Regions from separate parts of the Mus musculus genome. Here region 2 is linked to region 1. Evidence: chromatin loops called from intact Hi-C (ENCODE). Cell type or tissue: heart. All regions are shown on one strand. Each heading gives the region's core, and the rest is flanking DNA. Links, peaks and the distances in the headings are about the cores only.

The links. Peaks named below come from ENCODE experiments on the same cell type or tissue, not always from the same donor. Only the 100,000 strongest peaks of a DNase experiment are listed, where the experiment ranks them.
Region 2: a loop joins it to region 1, with 10 times the contacts of the local background. A loop is called at or near these places in 11 of 42 quality-filtered maps.

What each region holds. Positions count from the first base shown.
Region 1 is chr5:132,222,492-132,238,163 of GRCm38, reverse strand. All of the region lies in intron 2 of Auts2 (autism susceptibility candidate 2), which reads left to right. Among named protein-coding and RNA genes, the nearest start is that of Auts2, 310 kb to the left of the region's middle. RefSeq lists an enhancer at 7,804-9,012. In heart, for the core only: a CTCF peak has its summit at 6,305; DNase peaks (open chromatin) are centred at 6,313 and 8,363; H3K4me3 peaks cover 656 bases; H3K27me3 peaks cover 1,190 bases.
Region 2 is chr5:133,578,538-133,594,209 of GRCm38, reverse strand. Gm36667 (a long non-coding RNA gene) reads left to right here. Exons shown (of 5, transcript XR_868576.1): 2 at 9,876-10,058; 3 at 11,886-11,904. Among named protein-coding and RNA genes, the nearest start is that of Gm36667, 12 kb to the left of the region's middle. In heart, for the core only: a CTCF peak has its summit at 8,827 (motif pointing right); no DNase peak of the experiment used is centred there; H3K27me3 peaks cover 1,547 bases.

The DNA.
Region 1 (15,672 bases), core at 5,057-13,056:
TGTTGATTGGTTTGTTTGTTTAATTGTCAATTAAGATATGGAAATTTGAATGGAGTAGAATATAAAACCTTTGGGTTCCTTGGTGAGTGTTGACTGATCCGAAGGATGCCAAAGATGCAGCCAGGGGGATGTCTGATGCTCTTGAGGTCAAACCATGCCTTCTGTGGGTCTTTGGGTGTGTGCATCATCCCAGTTTTAGTCATGTTCTGGTAAAATATCATGAGGAATTGAAACTTAGTGAGGACAGGGCTTAAGTTGGTTTCAGGTTATAGTCCATCATGGCAAAGAAGTTAAGGCAGTAGGAATAACTAGCTGGTCACAATACAGCTATCATTAGTTGCTGAGGGAAATGAATATTCACATGCTGTTGTATTCTGCTCATCCTGTTTGCACCCTGGTGCTCTAGAGCCAACACCCAGGGAAGGGTGCTACACAGAGTGGCTTCGGTCTTTCTGCTTCATTTTAGAACACAATCAACACAACTGCCCACAGACATGACCTCAGAGCAACCTGAGCTAGACAGTCCCTCCTTGTGACACATTTCCAAGCTAGTTCTAGATTGTGCCTCCTTGACAATTAAAGCTGCCCATTGCATTCACACAGTTTCCTCATGGTTTGAACTCTGACCAGCCTGTTACCTACTAGCTCATCCTTCCTCCTTCTCTCCTTACTTCTCTCCCTCCCTCCTTTTAGAGATATTTATTGGAGCAATTCAATTTTGTTTTATTATTCTTTACCTATGTTAAGCAGGTCATTTCTTTGCTCTTTAAAGGAAACTGTTTTCTGTATTGTAAAACAGGTGACACAGAATGGACTTAGATATTAAGTGATAATTTTCTAGGACTTTAAATATAAGTATGTTGCCTAAGTCTTAGTTCTAGGTGTGCTGGAGGCGGGGCATTTTTCATGGTCCTGTCTGTCTCTCTCTGCTTCATTTCTGAAGGGGTAGTTTTGCCTGTGGCATCTCAGAAGTGCTTAATTTAGGAGTGTAATGTTCAGTTGCTTGTGTTTCAAAACTGTCATAGAAAGTGCTTCAGTCCTTACAGACCTCCACACTTCCTGAGGGCATCTTTGAATCAGAGTGTGGCATCTTTTGGAGCCTGGTTAGAATTCCTCCTGAATTGTTAATGAAGTTGTGAAAGAGTTTTGGCATGTTTGCACCAGTATAACCTTTCAGGTTTTCAGTACAGTGCATTTTCTATTATATTCTCTGCCCCATGGTGTTGGTTTCTTACTCATAACCAACATGATTGCTTGAAGATTTGTTTAAGCAGAAAAAGTAATGGAGGAAGTGAATTTTTACATATTTAAAGAATAAGTTAAGTCATAATTGAAAGTGTTTAAAGTAGGCTTTAGACTTTGTTATTTCAGATACTCACCAAATACAGACTAAGTGTTAAGCAGAGTCAGCTGTGTTGTCCATACCCTGTTCTGTTCCTGCTCACAAGAGCCATGTCGTGTCTTTCTGTCCCTGCCCTTCTCCTTCTGCCTCCTGTTCTCTTACTCCTCTCATCTCAAAGCTCTCTGTCTCTCCCTCCCCTCTACCCTCTTCCCCACCAGGACTAATACATTACTTTTGAGCCAAACATTTCTTGAATGCCATATTTATACCAATTTTGCCCTTTTCAGTAAAATAAAGTTATTGTTAAGTTTTCTTGTGATATAGTTAGTGTCTATAATGGCATCACAGAGAAGAGAGATACACCTTCAGTTTCGTAGAAAAGATTGTATGGAGCTTTTATAGGTTTCTTTTTTAGTGTTAGTTAGACTTTTATCAGTGAGTCTCCATGGGCTGGAGTGTTTGGTTTGGGTTGGTTTGGTTTCGTCTTAGTTGGTGGTGGAGAGTGAGAAAATATCACATAAGCAGTCAGATAATTCTGTTGTGAACTCTTCCTGCAGCCCGTTTGGCTTTTGGTCATGTATAATTTATGCTTCTGATGAATTTGTCCATTTCATCGGAGCATTCATTTTTTGACTCAGTTATCTGTATAATATCCCTTTATTGTTTAAACAGCTATCCCGAGCAGGGTGATCTGCACTCATTATTGTTAGCATCGGACTTTGTTTGTCTATATCTGTTTCCTCTGCTCTCCCTGCATGTGAGTATGAATAGGCATTTATCAGTTTTTACCAATTTTCTCAAAGAAACAGCTTTGCTTTCATTGATTTTTCTGTGCTGTTTTATTTTTCATTGATTTCCTTCTTTCTGTTTATCTAGGGTTTACTCTGCTCATATTTTTGCTTTCTTTCTCTCTTTCTTTCTTCCTTCCTTTCTTTCTTTCTTTCTTTCATTCTTTCTTTGATGTGAGAACGAATTAATGTTTATTTTGTTGTTTCTTTCTTTTTCTTTTTGGTTTTATGAGACAGGGTTTTTCTGTGTAACAGCTCTCGCTGTCCTGGAACTAGCTCTATAGACCAGGATGGTCTCAAATGTGGGGAGATCTACCAGCCTCTGCCTCCTGGGCGTTGGGATTAAAGGCATGTGCTACTTCACCCAGCTTTGTATTCTTGATGGCCTATGATTTATGACCCTCCTGCCTTCGTCCTTGAGTCCTGGGGTTCCATAAGCACATGGCCAACCAATGCTGCTGTGTATCAGGGTTAGTTTAAAGGAGAAGCTGGAATCATCTTTCCTAATATAGGCATATAAATTTACCGTATAAATGTACCCCATAATACTACTTTAGCAGTACCCCACAAACTCTTAATATGTTTTCATTTTCTATGCAAAATACTTTTTAGCTCCTTTTTATGATACTTTTTTTTTATTTGTGGGCTTCAACCTATATAGACCCTGTGATTGCTAGCTCCTTTTTATGATACTTTTTTTTTATTTGTGGGCTTCAACCTATATAGACCCTGTGATTGCTTGCATGATTTATGGCACTTCACATCCAACATGGATTGTCATTCAATTTATCGTCATAATACAGTTTGCCTATGTAGGTGATCCCTGTGCATTGACCAAGTCATTATTCCCAGTGGCTGAGTAGAGTGTATTACACATACCTGTCTGGTCAAGCTGTTCATTTTGATCTCTAGTTGCATTATAACCTGAGTGAGTGTTTTCTGCTTGCTTGAGAGAAAGGAGATTGATTCATGTTTCTGACTGTAATTTAGTTTTAATCCTTCTCTTTATCTGATGTCTCTGTTGTTAGGCACATAAACATTAAAGATTGTTATGTTGTGTCGATTGATGAATGTGTGTTATTATTATTAAATAGATGTCTTTATCCCTGGCTGTAGTCTGAAATATAGTTTTAAAAAAATGTGTGTCCATAAAGCCCTATTTTACTTACTATTCCTACCTTTTAAATAGATTTTTTGGTCATTTTAAAAAACAATGTGCGTGTTGCTATGTGCATGGCTGGGGAAGCACGTGGGAATAGGGCAGGTGCCTTCGGAGGCTAGAAAAGTGTGTTTGGTCCTGATGGTTTGAGCTCGGGTTGTGAGCATTTGAAAGACACACGAATGTGGCAGATTTCCAGCCCCTTCCCTCTGTCTTTTCATAGGAGTGCTGTCCATTGAGAAGGTCAATTTCAAGTCTGCCGGGCTGGCACTGGTTTTATATTGATGATAGCTTTCCGTGTGTGTGTGTGTGTGTGTGTGTGTGTGTGTTGTATCTTTAGCTTGTAAGAGCTTTTCAAGTGATACATGACTTCATATATGGTGTATGAATGATAAACTTAGCATTCCATTCTGTTCTTGGCTTGCATTTCTTCCATCCTAACTTTTATAGTGTACATTTCATAGTGTACATTTATATATGTTAAACAGACAGCAATTTGTTTCTGTTGTTTATATTTTACCAGTAAATTTTTTAAAGCGATTTTCAATCAGGAAATATTGATTAGACCAAACAAGCCAAATGGTTAGTTACTGTGTCTTTCGTTTGATTAAGTCGGACTGACAGTGGAGCTATTCCTGTTAACCAAAGGACTTCCTTCTAGTATTTCTTGTTGAGATAGTCTAGTATATGGCAAACGATATATATGATCTAAGGACACTCAGGTGCAGAGGTTGTTTTCTGTTGATAAATAGGCTCTCTCTCTCTCTCTCTCTGTATTTGTCTGTGTTTGCACATGCATTCGTGCATGCACTTTAAATGTGCTGATATGCTGTCTTCTCTCAGTTATTTCCCACAAGACATTTGATGCCACCTAAATTCTTCTTAACCATAGCAAGGATTTTCTCTGCCACTCAGAGTTTTTAATCCCTGCATTTAGAGCACTTGACTGCAGTGAGTTTTAGTATAGTTTTATACATGTTTCTTCTAGTTTGTATTTGTTGAGTTATTTTATTCTATGGGGGCATAATTTTTATGTTGATAAATTTTGGGTCATTATTTCCTCAAAGATTTATTTTATTTTGTGAGTGTATGTGTGTGTACATGATTATGGGTACGCGTGTGTACATGAGTGTATATGTGCATGGGTGTAGGTGCCTTCAGAAGAAGATGAGGTTAGATACCCCAGAACTTTCATTACAAGCTGTTGTGAGCCACCCAATCGGGGTACTGGAATTGAACTGGAATCTATTAGAAGGGGTGCAAGAGCTCTTAACCACTTAGCCATCTCTCTAGTCTGTCTTTGACGTTTTTTTAAAGAGAGAATTCATCTTTATTTTACCTTCAATGGAATTCTAGTTCTGAGATATCAAACTATTTGTCATCTTGTATTTAAGTGTGTGTGTGTGTGTGTGTGTGTGTGTGTGTTAGTGTGTGTGTAAGTGATAGAGAGATGGAGAGTGTGTGTGTGTCCTTTTGGATAGTTCTTTGGCTTAGCCTCATGCTTACTGATCTCGTTTTCTCCTATGTGTGTTAAGTAGTTTTAGAGGTTAAAAACAGGTTGTGTTGTTTAAATAATAAACATCTTTGTCTTTTAAACATCCAAATGGATCTTATAGTAAATATTTTAATGTTCTTGTTTATGAATGATGTCTTTGTAACTTCTGGGTCATTTCTGTTATTTCATTCTGTTTTGAATATTACTTCATCCTGTTATTTTATTAATTGTTGGGAAATGTGTGCCACCACATAACCACACCCCCAGTCCATCACTGGGGGATCCTAGGCAAGTGTTTACTAAGCTACACACCATCTTCTATAAAGGCAGGATGGAGGTGTTCTAAGTGCATGTTCTATAGTGGACCCACATTCCTAGCCCTGCTTACGTATTTTAAAGAAAATCGTCTCTTTGGAAGGATGTGTTTCTCTAGGTTGAGCCTCATGTCTTTATGCTGTTTGAATTTGCACTTTTAACCTACTTTCATATTTTTTCTGTATTCTAAAATTTCTTCCAGATTCTCTGTTGTTGTTTTCCTTGTTCAAGATGTATCATGGGGTGACCAGTTCACATTTAGTTTTAGAGTGTTTGACAGTATATATTGTTCAGGCTTTGCCTAAAACCTTCACATTATACAAAATCTCACTTGTCTCTCCATTACAGTATAAACCACACTGATATCATCGTAGCTTGTTATTATGTGTCTTTGGTTTGTTAGGAAAGAGCTGTCAGAATAAGCTCTCTTTATCACTTGGAATTACAAGTTAACTGTTGTCTTGCCACTGATTAGAACAGCTGTCTTCTCCATTCTGCTGTGTCTGCTGTGGCATCTCACTGTCACAAGGTAGTGTTGGAGGTGACAGTCTCCTGAGACTCCTTTCATGACCTGTCACAACATCACAGACTGGGATCAGTCAGGGCTTTCTGTCTTTTGTATTGGCAATCTTACTTCTTAAAACATGTGGCTCTGCCTCTGACCCTGCCTTCTGCTCCTCTTTCTCTGCCTTCTGATCTGATGCTGTGTGTTATGGGGCAAGGTCAGGTCAGCTTCTAATATACTCTGATTAAAAATACTGCAGGGGCTGGAGAGATAGCTCTGTGGGTAATAGCAATTGCTCTTGTCAAGGTCCTGAATTGGGTTGCCAGCATCCATGTTGGGTAACTCAAAACCACTAGTAACTCTGTCCCCAGAAGATCTAACACCCTCTTCTGGCTGCCCCATCTACCTGCACTTGCGTGTGCACATGTACACACAAACACATATGAACATACACAAATAAAAATTTAAAATACTTTTAGAAATTCCTTCCTAAAATATACCTCAAAAGGAAGTCTTATGAGAAGACCTACTAATTTGAGAGCTTTATTTTATTTTTTATTTTTATTGAAAAAAAAAAACCTTCATTTTGGAGTTGATGTCTGCGGTATTCCTGTGTTCATATTTTTCACTAGCCTTGGATTCTCCCAGTCCTCCAAACACTGCTGACTTGCTTTCTTTCGCATTGCATGGTTCTGGCTCCCTCTGCAGCCTCAAATGGAAAAGTGCGGGGCTGTCCTTTGTTACTGAAAAAACCCAGCTAGCTGAGCTGCCTGCTTGTTTGAAGGAGCATTTGCAGCTGGTGTGCAAGTGTAGACGGGAAGCGCAGATTAAGGAACGCCTTACTTTTGTTTTGGCAAGGCTTATTGGAGACTAAAGTTGTATCTAGGGAGGATTCAGGTAGAGGAAAAATGGTGAGGATGGGCTGAAGAGAGGCTGAAGAGGTAAAAGGTGACATTTGCTAAGGAGGAAGTTTCAGGAGCAGTGTTGCAGTGTAGTTGTATGAAGACACTGAGCAGTGACACCTGAAAGGTCCCAGGCTGAAGCCTCCTGGGTCACTGGTCAAGGATTACAGCTTGACTGTGTGATTTAACACTTTGTGTGCCTTGCGAGTGGCTTCTCCGTCAACCATGTAGCAGGGGCTTGGGTTGCCCGCTGTACAGACTGCAGTCTCTTGTGCTTCAGAGTGAGGGAATTAGAATTAGAAAATGTAAGTCGAGCCTTCCTAGGCTGTGATAATGGCTTCAGATTATTGCTTTTCAGTGTTCTCTTGAGATGTTTTATTTCCCCCGTAAGTCCCCGAATCTACAGTGTCCATTAAAGGAAAATTATACCAAATTCTAAAATGTAAGTTTTTAAAGCAGCGGTCACCTTGTTTGACTTGTGCTTATTTTTGGATGAGCATAGGAACTTTGGACAGAGTGGGAATATTTGAGCATGGCGCTAGGGGTGCTGTTAGTGTTAACAGGCTGTGTACTCACCAAGTGAACATAGGTTTCCAAGTTCCTTTGGGTTATTTATGCATTTTGGTTCAGTCTAAAGGTTATTTAAAATTTTTGTACTTTAAATGCAAAATTTTATATAGTAGTACTTCTCTAGAATATTATGCATAGTTGTTGACGTAATGGCTTGGGTAGGCACAGATAGCTGGTATGTGAAGAATAAATTACCACATCAAAGCCTGTGTGCTTTAGAGGGAGGAGTGAGTACATTGGTAGGTATAGAAGATTACCTTTATTACACGGAAAATTTCAGTGTTTATATAAACTTTTGTGGGTTTAGCATATTTGTAGACATAAAGTGAGCCTTGGAGCCTTCAAACATGACCTTTTCATTTAGTAGCTGAGTGTCTTTGGCTTGGTTTTTCTTTTTCTTTTAATTCTTTTCCTGGATTTTTGAATCACCTGAATTAATACCTTGCCTTTATTGTCTTTATGTATTCACGTAAACTGAAAACCCCAAACTGAGTGGGTTGTTGTTATTGTTTGTTTGTTTTAAGTTTTTAAGTATGTTTTGTTTTGTTTTGTTTTAAAGTTTTGTTGTGTATGCTTAGCTGGCCTGCCACTCCCATCTACAATGCTGTTAACTCTCCACAGTCCTGCGTTAGCCTTTGGAATTGGTGCTGGAGACATGAGCATGAGCCCACTCCAGGCTTCAGGTTTCTGTTTGGTCACCAAAGCTTTTCTGTGTCTAGAAGACGAAGGTGAATTACTGTTTCTGTCCTGAAGTGAACCTCACACAGCCTTGTTGATGTTAGTGGGAATGCTAATATCTTTTCTAAAGTTCTTCTGGAGTGTTCCTCTGGCTCTATACTAAAAGGACTGTAATCTTTAGAAATTGAGTTCCTGCAGGGAGGCTGACAGCTCAGCAGATGGTGGGAGATTTTAGGGTGTTGTGTTTGTTATCGCTCATGTAGAGCCGACACAGACTCCAAACCCGAGTCTGTATTTCTCTTGGAGCAGACATTAACCTCTTTTTCCAGGCCGAGACAGTGAAGTGTATCAGTTTTGGTAGCCTGGGTTATAAGAAACCTAAATTAGTTTGAAGTGGAATTATCCTGTTGAAAGGGCAGTTGAAAGCCCTTGACACTGGACAGAGGATTGTCTAGTGTCTAATCTTGGCTCAGAACGCAGCAGACATAATGAGAGTCATTATGAACTGGTGATCTCTCACCCCTCCCCTCAGCAGACCGCATTAGACTTGCAAAAACAGAGAGCACTGTGTGTGCTTGGCCCTGTGCCTGCCCTGTGCCAGAGGAAGAAAGTCTACCTTGTTTGTGCTCCAACCAGATACCGATGTATCCTGTTACTGCTAGGCTGGGTTCTGAGTTCCTCTGTTCAAGCTCGTCTTGACAGATGCTGTCATGGCTGACCCTTAGCAAGACAAATGCAGCCACTTTGCAGGAGTTGGCTTCTACCCAGCTGTGCTTGCCAGTGTCCTGAAAGGACGTTCCTGTGTATTTACCTGTGGTCTATTACCCTCCATCACGATCTGAGCTACCTTCAGAATCTTGGCTGTATCTGAAAGCAATGTGTAGTTGTTTGTTCAAATAAATGCAGTCCCTGAACTTGACTTCCTGATCTTTCAATAACAGCTGTTGCTTAAATACATCCTGAGAATCTCCGGGAAGGTCTCCTGCTACAGAATCAGAACTTTGATAGCTGTGTATCATGGACTCTGGAAGCACCACAAAAAGAGACTCTCCACAGATGAATGTTGGGGGGTTTGCTCTGAATGTTAATCTTTGCCTAGGAGGAATGACAGTTTTGTTGTGTTGCAGCGGGTTGGGATGAAAGAAGACAAGTGGCTGGAAATGAGTGGGGTGAACTATGGTGAGAGCTTGCTTCTGAAGGGTGCTGGCAAAGAGGCTTCATTATGGTATTGAAAAACAGATGGGGGCTTCTTGAAGTCTGTGTAAGAGTGAGTGAGTATGGGTCTCCCTCTCCCTCTCCCTCTCCCTCTTCCTCTCCCTCTCCCTCCCCCCTCCCCTCCCCCTCCCTCTCCCCTCCCCTCCCCCCTCTCCCTCCCCCTGCCCCTCCCCCTCTCCCTCCCCCTCTCTCTGTGTGCTATGTGTGTTTAAAAATCATTCTGGCAGTTGTCTGGGGAAGGAATGGACACACACACACAAACACACACACATGCACACACACAGAGAGGTAGGGAGGGAGGGAGAGAGAGGGGGGGTGAGTGGTGCATTATTTTTTTCCTATCAAGCTCTTAGTAAGAGGCTGGTTTAGTAGAGAAAATAAAGTGGATAGGAAAAGATTTAGATATGTGGGTGTCTGTCAATAGAATTTAGCCAACACTTGTAAATTTAAAAGGTGCAAGAAGAAATAAATCAAAGTTAAGGAAAATGGGTATGTAGTTTTCATCTGAGATACAAGAAAGTACCTGTTGAAGAAGCACACATGGCTTTGTAGCTACATCATGACTCCATCAGTCTGGTGAACACGAGTTTAGAGTATCTTGCACTTGAGGTGTGAGTCAGTTGGTAAGGGCAAGTTTACATACATGAAATCTAACTTTGACTTTTAAGACATTGTACACTGTGTATGGGGATGTAAAGTGGTATTCCTAACACTTGGAATACGGAGGTTAGAAGTTCAAGGCTGTTTTTAGTTGTGTAATACATTCCAGGCCACCCTGTGCTACCTTGATGTACTTAGTAGAATACCACAATATAATGTAGATATTGATGAATATATTCAAGTATAGTTATTTTAACCCAGAGTTCAGACTTGAGATGTAGGTTTGTAGGATAATAATTTTATTCTCAATAACCTTAGTTCTATTTCATCATTAAAGTTATGAAATTATCATTTGTTTTTGCTAGCCTGTATCAATGTTGATACAGACAAGGCTCATATTAGAGATCAGATACTGTTTATTGAGAATGCATTGATTGTGTGTAGCTCAAACATCCATTTCCCTATCTGAGTTCATGCCATGTGAATTGTGGGGCAATTGGTTCTGTATATTCACCATTGTTGAAGCAGCCCACAGGACTACAGGTTAGACATTGTTGTCCTGTCCTTGTTCAGAGCCTTTTGGAAAGATCTTGACGTGGATGTCTCCTTTCATGCAGTGCTGAAGTCTTTAGTGCATATTTCTTAAGTGGAATCAACAGCTTAAACTTTATAGAAAGAAGCTACCATAGCTCGCTGTCTAAAACCTTGCATCTGTACTTTCAACTTCGGCACACTGTGGGTAGCCAGCCTGCTTTTCCTGTCTGATGTGCTGTATCTCTTATATTTATACTTCATCAGTACCCAGAGGTCTTTAATTTTTTTATCTGTTTGTAAATTTGTTTACCTATGGCATTTCTGGTCAGTTCATTACAAAATAAAATGTATCTGTATTAGAGAAGTAATTCAGTAATTAAAGAGATTTCTGCCCTGAAGAACCCGCACTTACTTCCCAATACCTACATCAGACAGATTACAGCCTACAGTTGCAGCTCTACCCCAGTTCATGCTCCCGTCTTGACTCTGTAGGCATTGTGCTCATGGCATATATCCACACAAAATCGACAGCTTTATCACAGTCTTTTCATTTTTTCCTGTGTATGTGTGTGCGCGAGTGCACACACATGCATGCCTATGAGTGTGTGTGAGCGTGTGGTATGCATGTGTGTTGGTGGGGTAGGTTCACACATGTCAAAGAACATGTACAGGGATCCGAGTATAACCTGGGGAAATCAGTTGTCAAAGAACAATTTGCTGGAGTCGACTCTCTCCTCCTAGCATGTGGATCTCAGCAATGGAACTCCGGCCATCAGGCTTGGTAGGAGGCATATATACTTGCTGAGCCTTGCTGTTCAGTATCACTTTAAATGACACCACAGTTCCTGCAATCTCATAGCTTGAAGATGTTCATGGACTCAATTAGATTGGGTCCTGGAAGGTATGTGGTGAAAGAGAAAAGGAAGCTCATTACTTATCAAGCTTCTTGCTCCTGAACACAATTTCAAGCTTTCTTTACCAAATAACAATGCTTTCTACCTGCAGATGTGTTTTCACTCTCAAGAGAGAAATTTGGGGCCATCTGCCAGCATTTGAGAAACTCAAGGTCCTTCCTGTTTGCCCTGTCTGTGCCCTTTTCACATCTTACTCTGAAGATCCATTCTCTCCACAAAGAAGCCTTGTTCTCTGCTATTTGTTCCTACCTTTAGTGAGTGGCTTTGGGAAGTAGCAGGGAGAGGCCTCTGTGTGCACCAGAGTGACCATAGTGAGGAACGAACTGGTAAAGAGATATTTCCTAGTGGGAAGTCAGCACAACACCTCTAATGTATTTCTGCATAGTCCTTGAATTCTGTGCTTTCAGCATTGTCCCACTCTATCACTCCTATAGAAATGCTTTCCTGAAACCCATTAACAATGTAAACAGCCCCCCACCCCCCGTAAGCTCCCAGGCCAATATAGATATATGATCTAGATATTCCCCCATTCATGCTTTCCTCCAGGTGGATCTAGGTTGTGTCATGATGACAGTTAAAACTACCTAGCAGGGACTTCAGAGATGGCTAAGTGGTTAAGAGCACTTGCTGCTCTTGAAGAGGGCCCAGGGTCCATTCTCAGTACACAATTTGTGATTCACAACTATCAAGAACTTCTGTCCAGGGTCCCTAAAGCCCACTTCTGACTTCCTGGGGCACCAGGTTCACTATGGAAAATATTCATACACACGAAATAAAGAATTGTAAAATAAACTAAAAGACTAAGAGACTCACTAACCAGCAACCCTGTCTTCTCAGGAGTGCCATGCCCCCGGCTTCCATGGCTTCATCTTTTTCTCTACAAACATCCAGAGTTCTGCTTCTGCTTCACACCAAGACGCTTCATGGACTCTTTTGACCAGATGAATATATTCTTAGTTTTGTTTCTCTTTCAGTGGGTAGAAACTATTTTAAAATCCAGATCCACAGTCAGCTTTGTGAAGAAGGAGATAGGTCAGTGAATCATATATTTGGTGCATAATTATATCCAGTATTGTGGGAATATAAGTCTAATATTGGGATTGAAGAGATGGCACAGTGATTAAGAATATTTGATGTTTTTATAGAAGACCCAAGCTTGGTTCCCAGCACTGACGATGGCCATCTGGTAAGCACTAGCTCCAGGAGGCATCCACTGCCTCTGATGGGATACCTGAAGAATCTGTGTTAAAGTCAAACTGTGTTTAAGAGCTCTATAAAATGAAAATGTCTCTTACTTGTAAGCCTTGCTTACCCAAGGAATACTGGAGGCTGGTGTTCATGGAAAAGAACAAAGCATGTGGTTTTGCTTCTGGAAGCAAGGTTGGTTGACCCAAGTGCACTGGCTGTGCTTGATAACGTAGGTGGGAGGTATTTAGGCAGGAAGTATGTCAGGTTGTATGCTAGTCCCTGATTGGATGAAGGTGGCAATTGCATAGCCCAGTGGGTTTTGCCTGCCTTTTAAGCCTCTGACAAGTGTCATTTGCCGCTATACTATAGGAATCTCAAGTATGGTCCTGGCCAGTGCACCAACCGACCAGTTAAGTTTGCTTTAAACTTGGCTCTAAAATTGTGATAGTGGTCTTACTCTCTCCCAGAAGGATTAACTCTGACCTCTACTGGTACCTGCATGATGTGCACACACAAACATGCACATGCACACATACATGTTATTATAAGTAAAAAAAAGTAGATTTTAAAGTAAATGCAATGTGAAGAGAAGGCCTTCCCTTGACAGAGTGTGTAGACCAAAGATAAGTCCAAAACATGACAGAAGAACTGGGAGGCCTCCGTGGAAGTGGAGTGCAGTTACAGGGAGGGAAATGGTTTAAACTACCCCAGGGAACTACAGTGAGCATGGTGTATTGGAGCAGGAGTCTCCCAAATGTGGGGGGTAAAGTATAGAGATCAGTCATTGGGTAGATAGGCCATGGTGGCAGGGCTTGTTGGGAACTATGCAGAGGTGTTCGGTCCCAACGCTGGGGCTTAGTTACAGGTGACAGAATAGGCAAGGAAAACAGAAATTCGTGGGGGTGGGTGGCAGGGAGCTACAAGCCTATCCAAGGGAGACTGCTGAGATCAGCAGCTGTTCCCACAGTGGGAAGCATGATGAATGGTGGCTTGGGATAATGCATCAAAGAATGACAAGGCTGTCTGACAGATTAGCGCATGCCTCCTGGGAAAGGCTGGTCTTGTTTTGAAGTGGAACATTGTCATGCTATAGGTATATCTGATTTAAGGAAATCCAATTTGTAAAGATTTAGATTTTTATGGTGATATCATATGCTGTATTTGCACAGCAGACACAGTCTGTGTAGCTATCAAATCCCGTTATCTTCAACATATATATCACCTTTCTAACCCATAAATGCCTGTGGCATGCACTGATTCTTGGAGCTTAACATGTTTAAGGTTGAGTATGTGAACAGTGAATCTGGTGGACTAAATGTAATCATGTTTTTTCTCCCATTCATTTTGAAGGACAAGAATCTGCCCTCTAGAAATATTTCTAAAGGAGCCCCCTTAAATGTCAGAGACTCAACAGGCTTAAAGTAGTCATTAAAAAAATCAATATAGCATCACAGGCTCAGGACTGTATCCTGTTCAGGCCCCCTGTGAGCTATTGCCCAATACTCTCCTTGCCTGAGTCCCCACTGTCCTGTTGCAGAAGCCAGGACAGCTTCAGCCCACCTGCATGCTGCCAGGGGATAAACTTGATACCTTCTCTTTCATGAAACACTATCTGTGAAGTGCGCTCTTTGATCCACAGTCTCCCCCTCTAAAGCGGGTGGGGGGTTAAGAACACCTCTGAGTTGATGAATATTGAATGACGTTTATAGAATTCAACATCTTACTCCTATGAACCCTTTCTCAATGGAGGGCCATGTACCATCACTGCTGCTTTTAGGCTATGGTGCTGTGCTGTCTAGGTAGATCCTTCTCATCTCTGTAGGATGGAGAAAGAGAATTGAGCAAATGTTCTTTTCTGATAGCTGTCATCTTATACCTGTGTTAAGTCAGATAGCTGTCAGTTCTTACAGCTTCCAAGAGAGAACTGTCTCTATAGCCATTGTCAGCCTACTGAATGAGGTATGCTGATGTGGTGTGGGGATCATGTAGCATCTATAATCAGGCCTTGGAGAAGCATCCATAATGAAAATGTCTCCTTAAGTGCTTACTGTAGAAGGTTCTACACACTTTTTAAAAATTTGTAATCAAGGAAGCTCGAAGCCAACCATTGGACTGAGCTCAGGGCTCCCTGATGGAGGAGATGGAGAATCGGGATTGAAGGAGCTGATGGGTTTTGCAGCCCCAATGGAGGAAACAGTGTCAATAAGCCAGGCATCCCCAGAGCTCCTGGAAACTGGACCACCAATGAAAGAATACACATGGAGCGACCCATGGTGTTTGTTGGCCACATACGTGGCAGAAGATGAACTTTTTGGACATCAGTGGGAGGAAAGGCCCTGGGGCCTGAGCAACACAATGCCCAGTGTAGGGGAATGCCAGGGAGGGAGGATGGGAGTGGGTGGGTGGAGGAACACCCTTATAGAGGAGAGGCAGGGGGGGATGGGAAAAGGGGTTCCTGAAGGGGAGACCTGGAAAGGGGGAAACATTTGAAATGTAAATAAAGAAAATATCCAAGACAAAAAATGTAGTCATGTGTTTGTGTTTCTGTTTGGGCATGTGAACGTGAGTGCAGGTGCCCTAAGAGATTATAAAAGGATATCAGAATTCCTAGGGCTGCAGGTATAGGCTGTTGTGAACGACAGTGTTAGTACTGGGAACTGAATCCTGGTCCTCTGGAAGAGCAGTATGTGCTTTTAAGTCCTGAGCCATCTGTCTAGCCACACCACTTTTCATCTATTATAATTCTTTTAACACACTTAGGGGTACTCTCACCATTATGGTTTTATAGGAAGTACATGGGAGGCACAGGATAGAGATACTACTTACTTTATTCAAGTTGTTACTACATATAAGCATGCTTATGGTTTGTATCAAGGCAAGAGGTTCCTAGACCTGCTTTTCTCTTGCTTGGTCACTGGTGGAGAGAAGCAGACAACAATGTAATTATAGTATAGAGTAGGTTATTGAGTGGGTGGGTGGGAGTGGTCCTGAGAAAATATCTCATAGGACAATGAGGATGAAGAACATATTTCCAGGATGTGTGGCGATGGCTGTAGGTTGCATGGTAGACAAAGTGTCAGGGCCTCAGTAGAAAGAGTGGACGCAGTATGAGCTTTGCAGGAATCCCATGGAGATGCTGGAAGAGCCTTGGTTATCCATGGATTCATAGCTCTAAAAGGTCATGGAAGAGTGGGAGACATGATGATATGTGAAGGAGTAGATACACAGAGGAATGTCACATCCATACCAATTGCCACCTGTTCCTAAGGGGCCCCAGAATCAGTAACTCTTGTTTTTTGTTGTTGTTTTGCAGAGTGCTGATAACTAACAGACCTTACAAGGCAACTGTGTTACTATTGAGTTACATTCACTAACACCTCCCCCACCACCTTTTATTTTCTTTCTTTCTTTTTTATAATTCTTGTAAGTTTCCAGACTGGCTCTCCCTGGGAATCCTGTCTCAGCCT
Region 2 (15,672 bases), core at 5,200-13,199, 1.4 Mb before region 1:
GGGGGGTTATGGTAATAAGGAACTGTATTAAAAGGTTGAAGCTTTAAGAAGGTTGAGAACCACTGAATTAGATACACCTATTCTAGATCAAGTAGAATGTAGCAACCTCTCACTGTTCTATAAAAGTCGATGTGTGCAAAATACAGTATTGTTTTATCCTCTCTCTCTGTGTGTGTGTGTGTGTGTGTGTGTGTGTGTGTGTGTGTTCATGTTTCGGTGTATATGTGCTGGCACCAGTGGAGGTGAGAGATAATTTCTGGTATGAGTTATCACCTTCCTCTTTGTTTGAGATTTAAGACAGGGTCATGAGTTGTTATCTGAAATGTAAACTGGACTAGCTGGCCCAGGGAGCTTCTGAGAATTATCTTGTCTCTGCTTCCCATGTCACTGTATGTGGTGGTTTGAATAAAATAGCCCTTATAGGTCCATAGGTAGTGACAGTATTAGGAGGTGTGGCCTTGTTGGGGTAGGTGTGGCTTTGTTGGAAGAAGTGCATCACTGGAGGTCGGGGGTCTTAGAAGCTCAAACCAGACCTAGTGATTCACAGTTCTTTTCCTGCTGTCTGTGGTTCAAGATGTAGAACTTACTGTGCAGTGCTGATGCACGCCTTTAATCCCAGAATTTGTGAGGCAGAGGCAGGCAGATTTCCATGAATTTGAAGCCAGCCTGGTCTACAGAGCAAGTTCCAGGACAGCCAGGCCTATAACAGTAAAGTTCTGTCTCAAAAACAAAACAAAACAAAACAAGACAAAACAAAACAACAACAAGAGATATAGACCTCTCAGCTCTCCAGCACTGTGCATGCCACCACACATCCCACCATGATGATAATGGACTAAACCTCTGAACTGTAAGCCAGTCCCACTTAAATGTTTTCCTTTATAAGAGTTACAGTGGTCATGGTGTCTGTTCACAGCAGTAAATCCTTAACTAAGATGTTGTAGAAGCTCTGGGATTACAGACGTGTGCTACCTTATTCAGCTTTACCGGAGTTCTAGAAATTCAAGCTCAGGTCCTCAGACCTGCACAGACTTCCACTCATAGCACTCTTGATAACACAGAAAGGCAAAGGGTATTTTTGCAGATTTGCGGGGACCATTTCTGTGGAAGCCTAGAGATATCCGGTGATTACACTCCATCATATAAATGTGAACTAGTGTTCCTTTCCCATTTCTTTTAAAATTGCCCCATGTAGCCCCTTTGAGTTTCTTATGGGCAAAAGATCCCGGACTGTTTCTTGCCCAAATTCACTTATTTTGAGTTTGTGAATTGAGCACAGAGACGTTTCTGGATTGTCTGAATGAAACTGTTCTCATCAATTAAGTCCCTTAAGTCGGTAATGTTATTTGAGCAACAATAGCCTATAAGTCCAACTCACTACGAAAAGATGCCTGTTAACATACTAGAGACCAAAGGCATTAAACTGCCTGGCAGGCATAAGTGTGTGCTAAGTTAATGGTGTTGTGAGCCCTTGTGATGTTTAAAGCAAGCACATTTACTTAAAGTACCTCATTTAACCCCCTCTATAAGCCTCTTGAGCCAGGTACTATTCTGCTTTTGTATATGAGTGTATAGACTTCAGGGTGTGAGCTCATTCTCTCTAAGTCTCTGGAAAAGCCAGGAGAAGATCCAGCTCTCAAATGCAGCTCAACTATTCTAACTGTTCTTTACTATTTCTACAATACCTGGTTGTGCCAGATACAGCTAGAATGTGGTCTTGATTCTGTAGCAGGATTTTTATGTCATATATCATACCTTCTTTATGGGGGTGGTGTGTGTGTGTGTGTGTGTGTGTGTGTGTGTGTGTGTGTGTGTGTGTGTGTGCGTGCGCGATCTTGCCTGTGAGGATACCTGTGAAAGTCAGAGGCTGACATAAGGGAGTCTTCAATCTCTCTCCACATTAGTTTTTTGAGACAGGGTCTCTCACTGAACCCCAATTGGCTAGAATTGTTGACTAATGCATCCCTGGGATCCTCCTATCTGTCTCCCAGCATTGGTGTGCACTCCCACATCTGGCCTTTTACATGGATGTTGAGATTTGAACTCAGGTTCTCTTTCTTACAAAATAAGCACTTTACCCAGCAAACCATCTTCCCAGCCCAGAACAACCCATTTTAAGCTTTAAAACAAAAGTGTTATTTTCCCAAGATATTGACGTTGTGATACGTGTGGGTGCTGAAAGAAATAAATTGAGTGGTGGAGCTACAGGCCTGTGCCACCATGCCTGACTACTAACTTTGTTCCTGTCTGTCTCCTATAAGCTAATTTCATATATATCAAGCCTTCACCCCTGAACTACAGACCCAACCAAAAGACTCTCACTAATGGTATAGGCAACAACTATCTTCACATTTACAATTGAACTGTAAAGCAATATCTTGGCTGATTTTCTTATGCTTTCATTGACAACTACAGATGGGGTAATTAAAAAAAATATGTGTGGGATTGGCGTCTAGGGTGTGTCGTCCTGTGGCACGATATGGCAAGACAGGAAGTGTGCTGCTTGCTCAGTATTCTGTTCTTCTTAGAAAAATGACTATGGCAATCATCAACTATATCATGAGACCATCTAATAAGCTCATCTAAGCCTAATCACCTTCTAAATGCCTTGTTTCCAATTGCCATCAATATGTAAAGGTAAAGGTTGTTTTGAACATGTATATTTTGGAGCACAGACTTAAACTCTAGAAGTGTTTTAGTTTGGGTTTTAGTGATGTGAAGGGACAACATGACCAAGGCAACTCTTATAAAGGAAACCATTCAATTGGGGCTGGTTTACAGTTTCAGAGGTTCAGCCCATTATCATCATAGTGGGAAGCAAGGCAGTGTGCAGGCAGACATAGTGCTGGAGGAGCCAAGAATTCTACATCTTGATCCAAAGGCAACCAGGAAGAGATTGTGTCACACTGGACAGACTTGAGCATATATATGAGACCTCAAAGCCCCACCTCCACAGTGACACACTTTTTATAACAAGGCCACACCTCCTCCAATAAGGCCACATCTACTATTAGTGCCACTTTCCATGGGGCTAAACATATTCAAACCACCACAAGCAGGAAATGATTGCTGCTATTATCTTGGATCACAATTAAGAGCAAAGATAATAACCCAACTGGTGGCGAAGATGAGACTCAGCCCCACATCATATCACACATTTAAACCAGTTTCTCCTACCAAAGCAGGATGGATGGAAGAACTTAGCATATTAAAATTTAAAGGGGGCTAGCAAGATGGCTCATCAGACAAAGGAGCTTGCTATCAAGCCTGAAGACTTGAGTTTATCCCTGGGACCCACATGGAGATGTAGGGAACTGAGTTTGGCCTCAGTTATCCTCTGTATTCCAAATGTATGAACACACATGTACATGTGTGAACACATGATAAATAAATGTAAAAACTATAGAAGGGTTGGGATGTGGATTATTTGGTAGACTATTTGCCCAGCATACATGAAGGCTGGGGTTAGATCCTAAGCACTGTACAATACCAGACATGATCGTGTTCAGCTGCAATCTCAGCAACCGGGAGTTGGAGCAGGAAGATCAGAAGTTCAAAGCTGTCTTCAGCTATATGATGAATCAGAGGCTAGCCTAGGTTACATGAGACCTTGTCTTAAAACAATAAGACAAACAAAACTAGAAGAAAACTCACACTTTGTTTATTTCTCCATATAAACCAAAGCAGTGGGTAGAAGATAGAATATTCTGTTGTAGGATTAAAATATATTCTACTATATCAGACCGATTTCCCAGATAGATATAGACATTTCATTTATTTCACATTTTGCTCCATTAAGAACGATACCATATGAACATTTTTGTGTAACACCTTCTCCACTTCTGCCCTCTTTATTTTTAAAGGTTATGTTTTCAGAACTATAATGTATGGATATGTTTATGCTTATTATCATGATTATGATTGCATGGTTTCCATGAGACAAGTGTCATAGCCCAGATTGGCCTCCAACTCATAGTTATCTTCCCATTCCAGCCATACGGGTACTAAGATTACAGGCACACATCATCATCTATAACTTGCTGTGTGTTTTAAACACCACTGATATTTCTGAAACAATTGAACAAGTGGCTAGCCATATTAAAAGAGATGCACCATTGCGCATTATTTTATGTTTTTACCACAACTTCCATTACTCTTGTACTTATGCAAATTTCATTGGCTAAAATATATAGCTTTACTCATTATTTCATTATTATTTTGTTTCTACTGCTCATGCGGCTCTATGCTGTTTCCAGAGTTTACTAAACTGTTTATGTGATTTATTTGCCCTGCAGAAGGTAATTAAATATTAAATATATTCATCACTTATTCTATTTCTTTTAATATTATTGTGGTGCTGGAGATGGAAACTAAGGAGATGGAACCCCTCTATCAAAGAGTCATATTCCCAGCCTCTCGCTAGAGAATCTTAATCATGCCATTTACCACTGAGCCATATCCCCAAATCCTCATGGGAACTCCAGGCAGGTGCTCTGGACATCTGAGTCCTACCCCAGGCTCTCACTGGGAGATTCCAGGTAGGTTCTCTACCACTGAGTCACTTCCCCAGGCTCTCACTGGAGGGGTAGAGTTAGGCACTCTACCATTGAGACACACCCCCAACCCCTCACTGGGGGCTTCTAGGCAGGGGCTCTACCATTGAGACACACCCCCAACCCCTCACTGGGGGATTCTAGGCAGGAGCTCTACCACTGAGCCACACCCCAGCCACTAGATGGGGGATTCTCAGCAGGTGCTCTACCATTGAGCTACACCCCAAGTCATTGTTATAAATTTTTTAGCAGTAGTTTTTCATGCCAAATTGAGACTGGGGTTAAAGAAGCTTTGATATGTAAGTAAACAGACTGGTGGAAAGCATGCCTGCACCTGTGAAAACAAACACAGTTCCTGCTGTTAGTTAAGCTCACCTGAGCCTCTGGATTTGATCTGTGTTTATCTGGGCTTCCTCCCTGGTGTCCTGGCCCTGCCCTCCACTTTCAAGCTGTGACAACTTCTGCTCTAAGTAGGATTAGGAGCATAAACAAATGATAATTGTCTTTCATCTCATCTTCACCTCTCCTCTCTCCCCACCCAGGTCTCTTCTGTCGCATTAAGTATCATAACACTCGCAGGATGGGTCTATGAACCATCTGCCTTGATGGAAAGAGAGCTGTTGAGGAGAAATCACCCGCAGATTAAAGGCTGTCTCTTCCTGTCACTTAGACAAGCACATCTTAGGCTTTGCTCTGCAATACACAGGAAGGGTTAGTTGACTGTCTGGTCCATCAGTTGCATGAAATTAGGGTTGTATTGTTGGACAAATTTCCCCCAAAGGACTAGCTGGAGCAAGCTTTATATGGATAGCTCAGTAGGATTAAACAAAACAACAACAAAACATATAGGGTGGTGGAAAAGAAGCTCACATAGACCTCATCACACCTAGGCTGAAAACTAAAGGCAGTGAAAAAAAGTTTTTATTCAAGGACTGAAGGAGTGGGTCAGCAGTTAAGAATACACAGTGCTCTTGCATTGGTCCTGAGTCCAATTTCCAGCACCCAGCCTGTCACAGCCACCTGTTGCTCTGTCTCTAGGCATTCCACTCTACTGTCTATGGGCATCTACACTAACATGCGTTTCTCTCTCTCACACATACACATCCTTTAAAAATATGATACAGTCTATTGAAAGTTTTTTTATTTAACACCTCTGCAAGCTCAGTGTATCGGTTATTTGTCTTGTTGCTGCAACCCTACAAAGCAACTTAAAGGAGCAACGGTTTGCTTTGCCTTGCAGTCCTTCATGGGGGAAGAGAGATATGGCAGCAAGAGACTGAGGTAGATGATCATGTTGTATCCATAGCCAGGAAGCAGAGATGATGCAGAGAGGACCCCAGCCCTTGAAATTGTACAGCCTACATTCAGAGTAAGGTCTTTCCACCCGAAATTAACTGTTTCTAGAAATTTCCTGACAACTGTCTGGAAGTTTGTCTCTTCTGTGACTCTTAATCCTATCAATTTGGCAATTGAGATTAAACATCACAGCCTCATAGTGAGACTCTTCTTGAAAAAGAAAAAAGAATCACGGATATATCTATACCGAGATGGAAAAAAAAATCATTCACGTTGACACAGACACAAGACCTCATTTTTGTGCTAGTCCTCTGCAAAGCCACAATGCATTCTGGAGACATTATCACTGTGGATATTGGTGTTGTCGATTAAGCGAGCCAGTAATTGCTATCCTTTAAAGATCATACGTCATTTAAAACAGCTTTTAAAAAATGATAGGGGGAAAGAGCCACATCCAATGGGAGCGAGGCCCTCATGGCAGTCCAAATTGAGAGTGATTTATGGTCATGCGTAGTCAATACTAGTGGGTTCACATCAATTTTATATCTAATTTAAAATTTTGAGCTCTCAATGTGCTCATTAAAGAGTATAATGGATTTACATATTTTAATTATGTTTTATGGATTGTGAACATAATGTAATTAAGAGACTTTTCAGGGGTGTGATTAATGAGCAGGGTGGCCAGACATATGGCGGGAGACACCACATCGAGTGGACTCGGGTGAGCAGAGTCCAGAGCCACAGATGACAGCCCTGACCACAGCGTTAGCATCACCATTCATAGTGATAGAATTGGACCCTAATGATGCTGTGTGGCAGGAATGAGTAACTCTGAAGAGTGGCCAAGTGCTAGAGTGGTCATGCATAGTTCAGGATCCCCGTTTCTCTGCCTGTCTACAGTCTCTCTATTCTGTTCCTCACACTCTCCTCAAAGCTCACTCCATAGCTTGCAGACACATTGACTGCGTTTTATTTGTTTATTTGTTTATTTGTTTGTTTGTTCTTGAGACAGAGTCTCATGTAGTCCAAGGTGACCCCAAACTTGCTATGTAGCTGAGAATGACTTCAGACTTGAAGAAAAAGAAGATTTATTTTATCATTGATTAATTATGTATACGTATGTGTGTCTGTGTGTGAATATGCTTCTGTAGGCTATCTCAAGAAAGCACCTGATATAGGTCCTTATCCTCCGCATGAGCTGCAAGTGCTCTTAGCCACCAAGCCACCTTTCTAGACCTGACCTTTAGCTTCTCATCCTCCTGCCTCCGTTTCCCAGGTACTGGGATTACAGGCATTGTGCCACCATTGACTGTTTTCTTTCTTTCTTTCCCCATTAATTCTTTCACAAATTCATCCATCCATCCATCCATCCATCCATCCATTCATTTTAAGGCAGGATGAATGAAGATTGAACATAGGCTCCTGTGTTAAGTAAGCAATCTATCACTGAGTTACATCTCCAGCCTTTGGGTTTTGTTTTGTTTTTGTTTTTGTTTTTGTTTTAGAATAAGTCTAGAGCCTATTGGACAGGAACTCAAGATCCTCTTGTATGAGCTACCATGCCCAGTAACTGCTGGTTTTTATAAATGAAGTGTGTTGGAAGAAGCCATGCCTATGTATTTACATACTGTCTGTGGTTGCTTTTGTGTTATGAGTCAAAGCTCTTTAAAGACACTAGGCATTGAGCCTGTGTTAGGCCATCTGTTCTACTCAATTTCATCTCAGCTGACTTCCTAGCTGTGCCTTTGGATAGGAGCTCAGAATCCCCATTTAAAGGGATAATAAATGTCTCATTTAAAGGGGGGATAGTGGTAAAAATCTATAGAAAGTGCTTGACCTACTGAGTCACCTACCCATCTCCAAACACCTAATCATCTATACAATGATCTCTGTGTGTCATCTGAATTTTTTTCCTGGAGATCACAAGCACAAAGAGGAGTCACAAGAAAGACCCCATTAATGAGCACACCTATTTGGTTTTAGTGCTGGGTCTAAACCCAAGGCTTAGGATCTCTAGGGTACCACTGAGCTATGCACCCAACCCTTAGTTATTTTGTGATAGGGTCTCACTATGTGTCCCAGACAGGCTCAAACTTTCTAGATAGTCTAGGTTGGCTTCAGACTCATGACTTACTTGTGTCAGTCTCCCAAGTGCTGGGGTCATAGGCATCCAACATTATGACCCAGATATCACTAATGTGTGTGTGTGTGCGTGTGTGTGTGTGTGTGTGCGTGCATTTTCATGTGTAAACAGGTGTGCATGTATGTGTTTGGAGGATTGCCTTGGATGTAGCTCTTCAGAGATTATTCATCTTATTTTGTGAACCAGGTTTTTCATTGGCATGGAACTCACCTGGGGCTGGCCTGTGAGTCCCCTGATCTACCTGTCTCTGTCGCCCCAGCTCTGGGATTTTTACCAAATACCACCCCATACCTGACTTTTTATATGGCTTCTAAGGATTAAAGTCAGATCTTTGTGTTTGCATAGTAAACACTTTACCAACTGAGCTATCTCTCCAGCGCTGCCCCTGTCCCCCAATCCCATTTTTAACACAAATTTGAGCCTTTGATTTTACTCAGGTACAGAATTATGCCTTAGAGTTTATTGAAGGAATTAAAAACAGCAAGACTTTTAATGATGATTTATGGATTAAAAACATCATGCACACAGCAGCAGAAGGTGAATACACAGGAAAGCTGTCGCCCTCTCTCTTCCCTTCCCTTCCTTCCCTTGCCTTCTTCCTTTTCCCTTTAGTGTCTTCTAAAGAGGAGACACAGATTCACAGCTGTTACCTCACTTTGTTTAGATATCGTTGCAATGTCCTCTTGTCTGCAGTAGGAGAAGGGCCTGGACATCCTGGGCCAACCACTCTCATTTCTTTATCCAAGTTCTTGTTCCCTACTGCTGTTCCTGTCCTCAGCCAATTAAGACCCTGCAGTGTCTCTTGGAGTTTTCTTCCCTAGATTTACTGTTGGCCTCGAGGGGGAGCCCAAGACTTCCTCATAGTGGCAGCTGGGCTCAAAGGCAGACAGAAAAACTGGAGCTCCTCACCCAGTGTTCTGGGTGAAAGGGTCAGATAATTCAAGAGATGAATGTCAGAGAGGAGGGTCAAATCTGGTTCTTTGAAGGCCTTTTCCTCAATTAAAGCATTACATTTTGATGGATGTGATGGAGGCCGAAGAATTGCTACAAGCTATGGGCCAATCCAGATGACATAGAGAGATCCTATCTCAGATAACCAACAAGCAAAATAAACAACAAACAACAAAACCAAACTGAATCAAAATAAAAGTCGTATAGAACATTACTCCTTGTGGCGATCGTTCCTCTCAGCATGTTTTGAGTGTGAGGCAGTAAAACCAACTTATGCTGTCTGTCATGGAAGTCCTCATGTAATCACCATTTCTCCTTTAGTAAGCTTGGTGACAGCCGTTGGACAATAAGCGGCCTAGTCCTGATGAAGTAGAAATGTAAGGGTTCTTTGGGAAGTCATTTGTATCATCAGATGGTGTTTTGCTGGGACAAACATGGGAAGGAACATTTTATGACATAGACACACGTGAAAGGATGTTTTGCTAATGAAAGCATGTAAAAGAATGAGTGGTGAACGATTCTTCATTAATGACATGTATGTATTGGTCTGCCTTACATTGTATGGTTGAGCTCCTTTTTGGGGACTCCATTGAGAGAAACGGACCAACAAACTTCTGGTGGTATGTTATGGCTTCTTGGACTTCTTGTATGTTTCTGCGGACTTGGGCTGATTGGCAGACTGATGTCAGCTGAGACAGACTCATGTGCTGAGGCAAGACTGATGGAGTGCACGTGATGTTTGGAAGAAGTATAAATAGAACTCAATGGCCAGTAATGGAGGCTGAACAAGGCTTGCTTATAGAGCTAGCAGTACAGCGCTTGTTGGTTTCCCAACTTTGCTGATCTTTACTTCATTGAGAGAGACACAGCACAGAGCTTCTCTTGACTTCCCTCCTGGTCCCCTCCTGTTGACTTGTGTTGATTTGGCTAAGGCCTGGCTGTTCTTGCTAGATCGTGACACCACTACTGCTATCCCAACACGATTGAACTGGACTGCTGGTGTGCCTGTGAAGTGTTTCAGAGTGGACTGAGCTGCTGTTGCTGACCTGTAACCTGAACTGCTGATTTCCTGACAATGCAGATGGCATTTCCTTCAAAGAACCATTTCTAAATAGGTCCGTTTCCCCCGATTCCTTTCTTTTCCACGACCTTTGGTGGGTGGTGGGCTAGAAGGGAGGTTAAAGCATTTAAGAAAAATCTTTAAAAGTAGACATTTGAAAAAAAATTAAAGTTACACCTGGGTGTTTGGAGAAGTTTTTCCAGACCCCACAGGGAATCATTCCCTACTCCTAAAAGTATTTTTGTCTTTCTCTGGGTTTGTCCTCAGGGTTGAGAAGGCATTGAGAGACAAATATAGAAATCTAAAACAAAACAAAACAAAACAAAACAAAACAAAAAACAAATGCCAGGAGGTACCCCTCCAGGCTCAGACTTTGTTCACTTTGGGCTACAATATCTTTTTGATACCTACAGTATGTGGCATGGTTTATCAGGTGGCTAGGTTGAACTTTCAGAATAGAGATTCCAAATAGAAATAAAAGGTTTGATAGCATAGCTCAGTGGAAGAACTCTTGCCTAGAATCTCCCAGGGAGGGGCTGGGGGCACTGCTCAGTGGTAGAGCACCTGCCTAGAATCTCCCAGTGAGGGGCTGGGGGCGTGGCTCAGTGGTAGAGCCCCTGCCTAGAATCCCCCAGGGAGGGGCTGGGGGGCGTGGCTCAGTGGTAGAGCCTCTGCTAGAATCCCCCAGTGAGGGGCTGGAGAAATGGTTCAGCAGTAGATTGCTTGCCTACCATGCACAAGTCCCTGAATTTGATCTCCAGCACTGCAACAACAACAACAACAACGACAACAACAACAACAACAACAACAAAATAAGCGAAGCATATTGGAAGATATTGACAGTAGGTAGAATGATGAAAGTGACAGAAGGCTGAAGGTGTAAGAGGAATGGATAAATGATTAGCATCAATATGGACAGTATAAAAAAGCTAGACCAAATGAAGCTCAAGAAGTAGGAAGACCAAACTACGGATACTTTGGTCCTTCTTAGAAGGAGGAACAAAATACCCATGGGAGGAGATACAGAGAAAAAGTGTGGAGCAGATACTGAAGGAAAGACCATCCAGAGACTTCCCTACCTGGGGATCCATCCCATATACAGTCACCAAACCCAGACACTATTGTAGATGCCAACAAGCGCTTGCTGACAGGAGCCTGATATAGCTGTCTCCTAAGAGGCTCTGCCAGTGCCTGACAAATACAGAGGTGGTTGTTCTCAGCCAACCATTGGACTGAGCACAGGGTCCCCAATGGAGGAGCTAAAGAAAGGACTGAAAGAGCTGAAGGAGCTTGCAGCCCCATAGGAGGAACAACAATATGAACCAACCAGTGTCCTCCAGAGCTCCCAGGGACTAAACCACCTACCAAAGAGTACACATGGAGGGACCCATGGCTCCAGCTTCATATAGAGCAGAGGATGACCTTGTTAGACATCAATGGGAGGAGAGGCTCTTGGTCCTGAGAAGGCTCTATGCCCCAGTGTGGGGGAACACCAGGGCAGTGAAAAGGGAGTGGTGGGTTGGTGAGCAGCAGGAGGGGGAATGGGATAGGGGTTTTCGGAGCAGAAACCAGGGAAGGAGATAACATTTGAAATGTAAATAAAGAAAATATCTAATAAGAAATTGCAAAAAAAAATGTAAGCTAGGTTCTTAGGGGAAAGAAAGAGGGCTTGGAAAGTTTGCTTTTGCTGTGTTTGCATTGATGGCTCCCACCCCCCACCCAAGTTACATCTCTGTGTGTAGACTTGAGTGCAGAAACCCTCAGAGGCCAGAAGAGGGAGTCAAAACTAGATCTAAGTGTTTGTGGAATGCATGATATAAGTGCTGGGAGCAGAAATGGCTCTTAAGTGCTCAATTAACTATCTGACCTGTTTTACTTACAGATGCCTGGAAAAGAGCTGGGTGAGTTCAAACCCTCAAGACCCTCCGAGGCAGTGGTTAGAAGCATAGATTTTAATTTATGAGAGTAAAGCAGAAGAGACAAGAAAGGACAACATAGGAAACAGCACACAGAAGGGGAGGAGCAAGAGGGCATATGGTAGGAGTGATGCTATGATTTTATATGGGCTGCTTCTCAAAAGCCTGGGTGTTGAAGGCTTAGCCCCAGCCTATGGTAGCATTGAGAAATAGTGGGAAGAAGTCAGGTCTGTGGGGTTGTTCTAGCTTCATCCAGTTGCTGTGATAAAACTCTGAAAACAACTTAGGGGTGGGAAGGGTTTATTTTGGCTTTCTGTTCATAACTTATCATTGAGGCAAGTCAAGCCAGGACCTCAAGCAGAAACCATAAGAAATGTTGCCTGCATACTCATGCTTCTCTAAGCTTCCATAGACAGCCTAGGACCATCCTCCTAGGGAATGGTGCTACCTACAGTGGTCTATGCCCTCCTACCTCAGTTCAAAATAAAGACAGTCTTCCACAGACATACCCATAGGCCAGTCTGTTCTAGACAACTCCTTAACTGAGGCTTTTTCTCTCAGATAACTTTGGGTTGTGCCAAGTTGACAATCAAGGCCAAGCAAGGCAGGAGGTGTGTGCTAGCTTTTTCCTGTCTCTGTCTTTGCATCCTGCCTGCTATGAGGCAAGTAACTGCATTTATTACATGCTCTTGTCATGTGTTCCTGCCTTAAAAGCAATAGAACCAACTAACCATGCAAACACCAAAGCTGGGAGCTAAAACATACCTTTTCCTCTCTAAGTTTTCTTGGATATTTTGTTCCAGAGACAGAGAGAGCAAGTTTTATTGAGATGCAATAGAAAGACAGAGAGGACATTAGTGGCTCAGGAAGATCATGTCTATGGGGAGGTAAAGACTACATAGTCATCCATTAAGAGATAAAGGTGAAATTTTGCACTTGTCTTAATCAGTGCTCTACTGCTGTGAAGAGACACTATGACCACAGCAATTCTTAAAAAGAAATTTAGCTGGAGATGTTTCAGAATTTTAGAGGTTTAGTCATGGTAGAGAGCCTGGTGGCAGGCAGGCAGACATGGAGCTAGCAAAGTAACTGAGAATTCTGCATCTGGATCTATAGGCAGCAGAAGAGAGAGCCACTTGGACTGGTTTGCATTTTTGAAACCCCAAGGCCCACCCCAAGTGACACTTCCTCCAACAAGGCCACATCTCCTTCAACAAGGCCACACCTTCTAATCCTTCTCAAGTGGTGCCATTCTCTGATGAACAAGTATTCAAATATATGAACCTCTGAGGAGCCAATTCTTATTCAAATCATCACAGTGCAATATAACACACACACACACACACACACACACACACACACACACACACACACACACACTCATATCCATGAGTGTGTAGATGTGAATGAATACATGTGAACTGGTTTGTGGAGGCCAACCTCAGGTGTCATTCCTCAGAGATAGGGTCTTTCATTGATCTGGGACTCATCAAGTAGGCTAAGCTGGTGGACCAGTGAGCTCCAAGGATCCTCCAGTCTCTATATTTCCCACACTGAGATTATAAATATATAACACCATATCCAACTGTTTTACATAGGTTTGGAGAATTGAATTTACATACTCAAGTTTACATAGCAAGCGTTTTGCCCCAGTCATGACTGGGAAATTTTGATGGAGTTGGTTTTCCTTATGCAGATCTGAACAAATGTTAACATCTAGCATGGTAGAATACTCAATGTGTATCTTCCTCTCTTCCCTGTCAACAAGAATATCTATGAACAAGGAAATATCTGGAATTTCAAGTACTTCCTCCTCCAGATTAATTATGAGTAGCAATGGCCTTCATTGACTAATAAGAAGTCAGAGTGGTGGGCAATACTGCTTCCTGACTTTTCTAAGCATCTGTGACTCTGCTCTCTTATGAGGGCCAGCACCATATTCTCTCTGAGTTTCAATTTCCTTATTTGTAAAACAGCCACAATAATCACATTAAGGGGATGTTTTTGGAGACTTCTATTCTGCACCATTAATTTTCCTGGAGCCTGGCATGGTTAGGCACTCAATAAATGTTAGCTCTCTCTTCCCCCACCCCCTACCAGCATTTGATTACCACGAATTTGATTACTTTGGCCTGAGCCAGCTCCCTTAACAAATGTTTCCACCTTAGATTAAAATTAATTCAAAGACAGGGACCAGCCACACATCCTGTACGGGACTAAGAAAATGGCATTAATTTTGTAAATTAATAAATATGCAAATGGAAGCTTTGTATGGAATCAGCTATATAAGCAGGAAGTAAATTGTGTTGTAAATTATTCACCACCATATGGAACAGATACCCTTGACTTAGCATGCAAGACAGAGAAAGCTGCCACAGACCCTGCTGTAATGGCTTCTGAGAGTGAATGACATATTGGTCCCAAGGTAAGCCCAGGGTTGTGGCCTCTGAGTCACAGGGCTGATTCTAGAGTGGCAGCAGAAGCCCCATGGTGAGCAGGTTGCTCTCCAGCCCCTGCCCTGCTGAGAACAACAGGAGTCAGAATGCCTTGAGGCTACCAGTGACTTGATCTCCTGTGAATTGTCCAATGGCTTTGGTCATGCTACTCAGACAGGTTGCAGGCTGAGAGGCCTCTCCAGGGATTCCGGCACCTGGGCTGGTGTTTAGCAGCAATACCAGCTTCAAGGCAGGTGTGACTGGCCTGGGGAGATATGAGTTACTGCTAGATTGATTCATCAATCATTAAAAAACAAATAGCCTGAGAACGGTGCAGGGGTTCCATATTGCACTAAATAGATGCGGGAGGGCTAAGCTTTCCTGTTAGGATCATTCAGTCTTAGCATCCAGAGGGTTTAAAAAAATAGATCTCTGAGCTCTCACCTCTGGAATTCTGATGCTGAATGGCCGATCAGGGACCTAAGTATCTATTTTCCAATATCTACCCTTTCCTTATAAGGTCCCAGTGGCAAGCCAAAGTAGAATTCCATCAAAGTTTAACCCGAGGGAACCAATGGGAAGATTGGGATTACTTACCGTGAGAGAAAATGGGCAGGAATATCAATGACCCCAAAGCACTGAGGTTCTTGTCACCCAGAATGGATGATGGCTACTCCATTGTCACATAGGTCATGTGCCCCTTTTTGGTTAAAAATCTCCCTAGCTTATGTACTCTAGTATCTCAAAGACCCAGAAGCCACGTGTGATAGGGCAGAATGGCATAGGAATGACTGAGAGGAGCAGCTGGAATCTTGGGGAGAGGTCTGTTGACCTTCCCTACCCCTTCCCTCTCTGAGAGCATGTCAATTGTGCACAGGTATGACCTTGATGGTCTGCACGGGGGAAGAGCTGGTCTTATGAGGATATCCACTGTCTTACTCAGAGGGTAGCATTCTATAACACTGAAAAGTACTCAGGTTTGGGGCATCCTGGCTGAGGAGACACTTTTCTTTTGGGTTCTGGTCTTTCATAGTCTTAACCAAGAAACCAAGTGTCTTAGTCACTCCTGTCGCTGCTGTGACATAGCAGGACAAAGTGACTTAAGGTGTTTTGTTTTTTGTTTTTTGGTCTTATGGTTTAAGGGGGGAGCCATTCTGTGATGGTGAGGAAGACATGGGATCTGTGTTGGAAACAGCCTAAATTCCAGAACCAGGTGTTCTCCTGTAGCCTGCAGCCTGCCTTCAGTGACTCAGCAGCCACAGTAATCACCAGATGTCAAATACAACTCATTTCCACTGTCTGCACAAGTTGCATACCC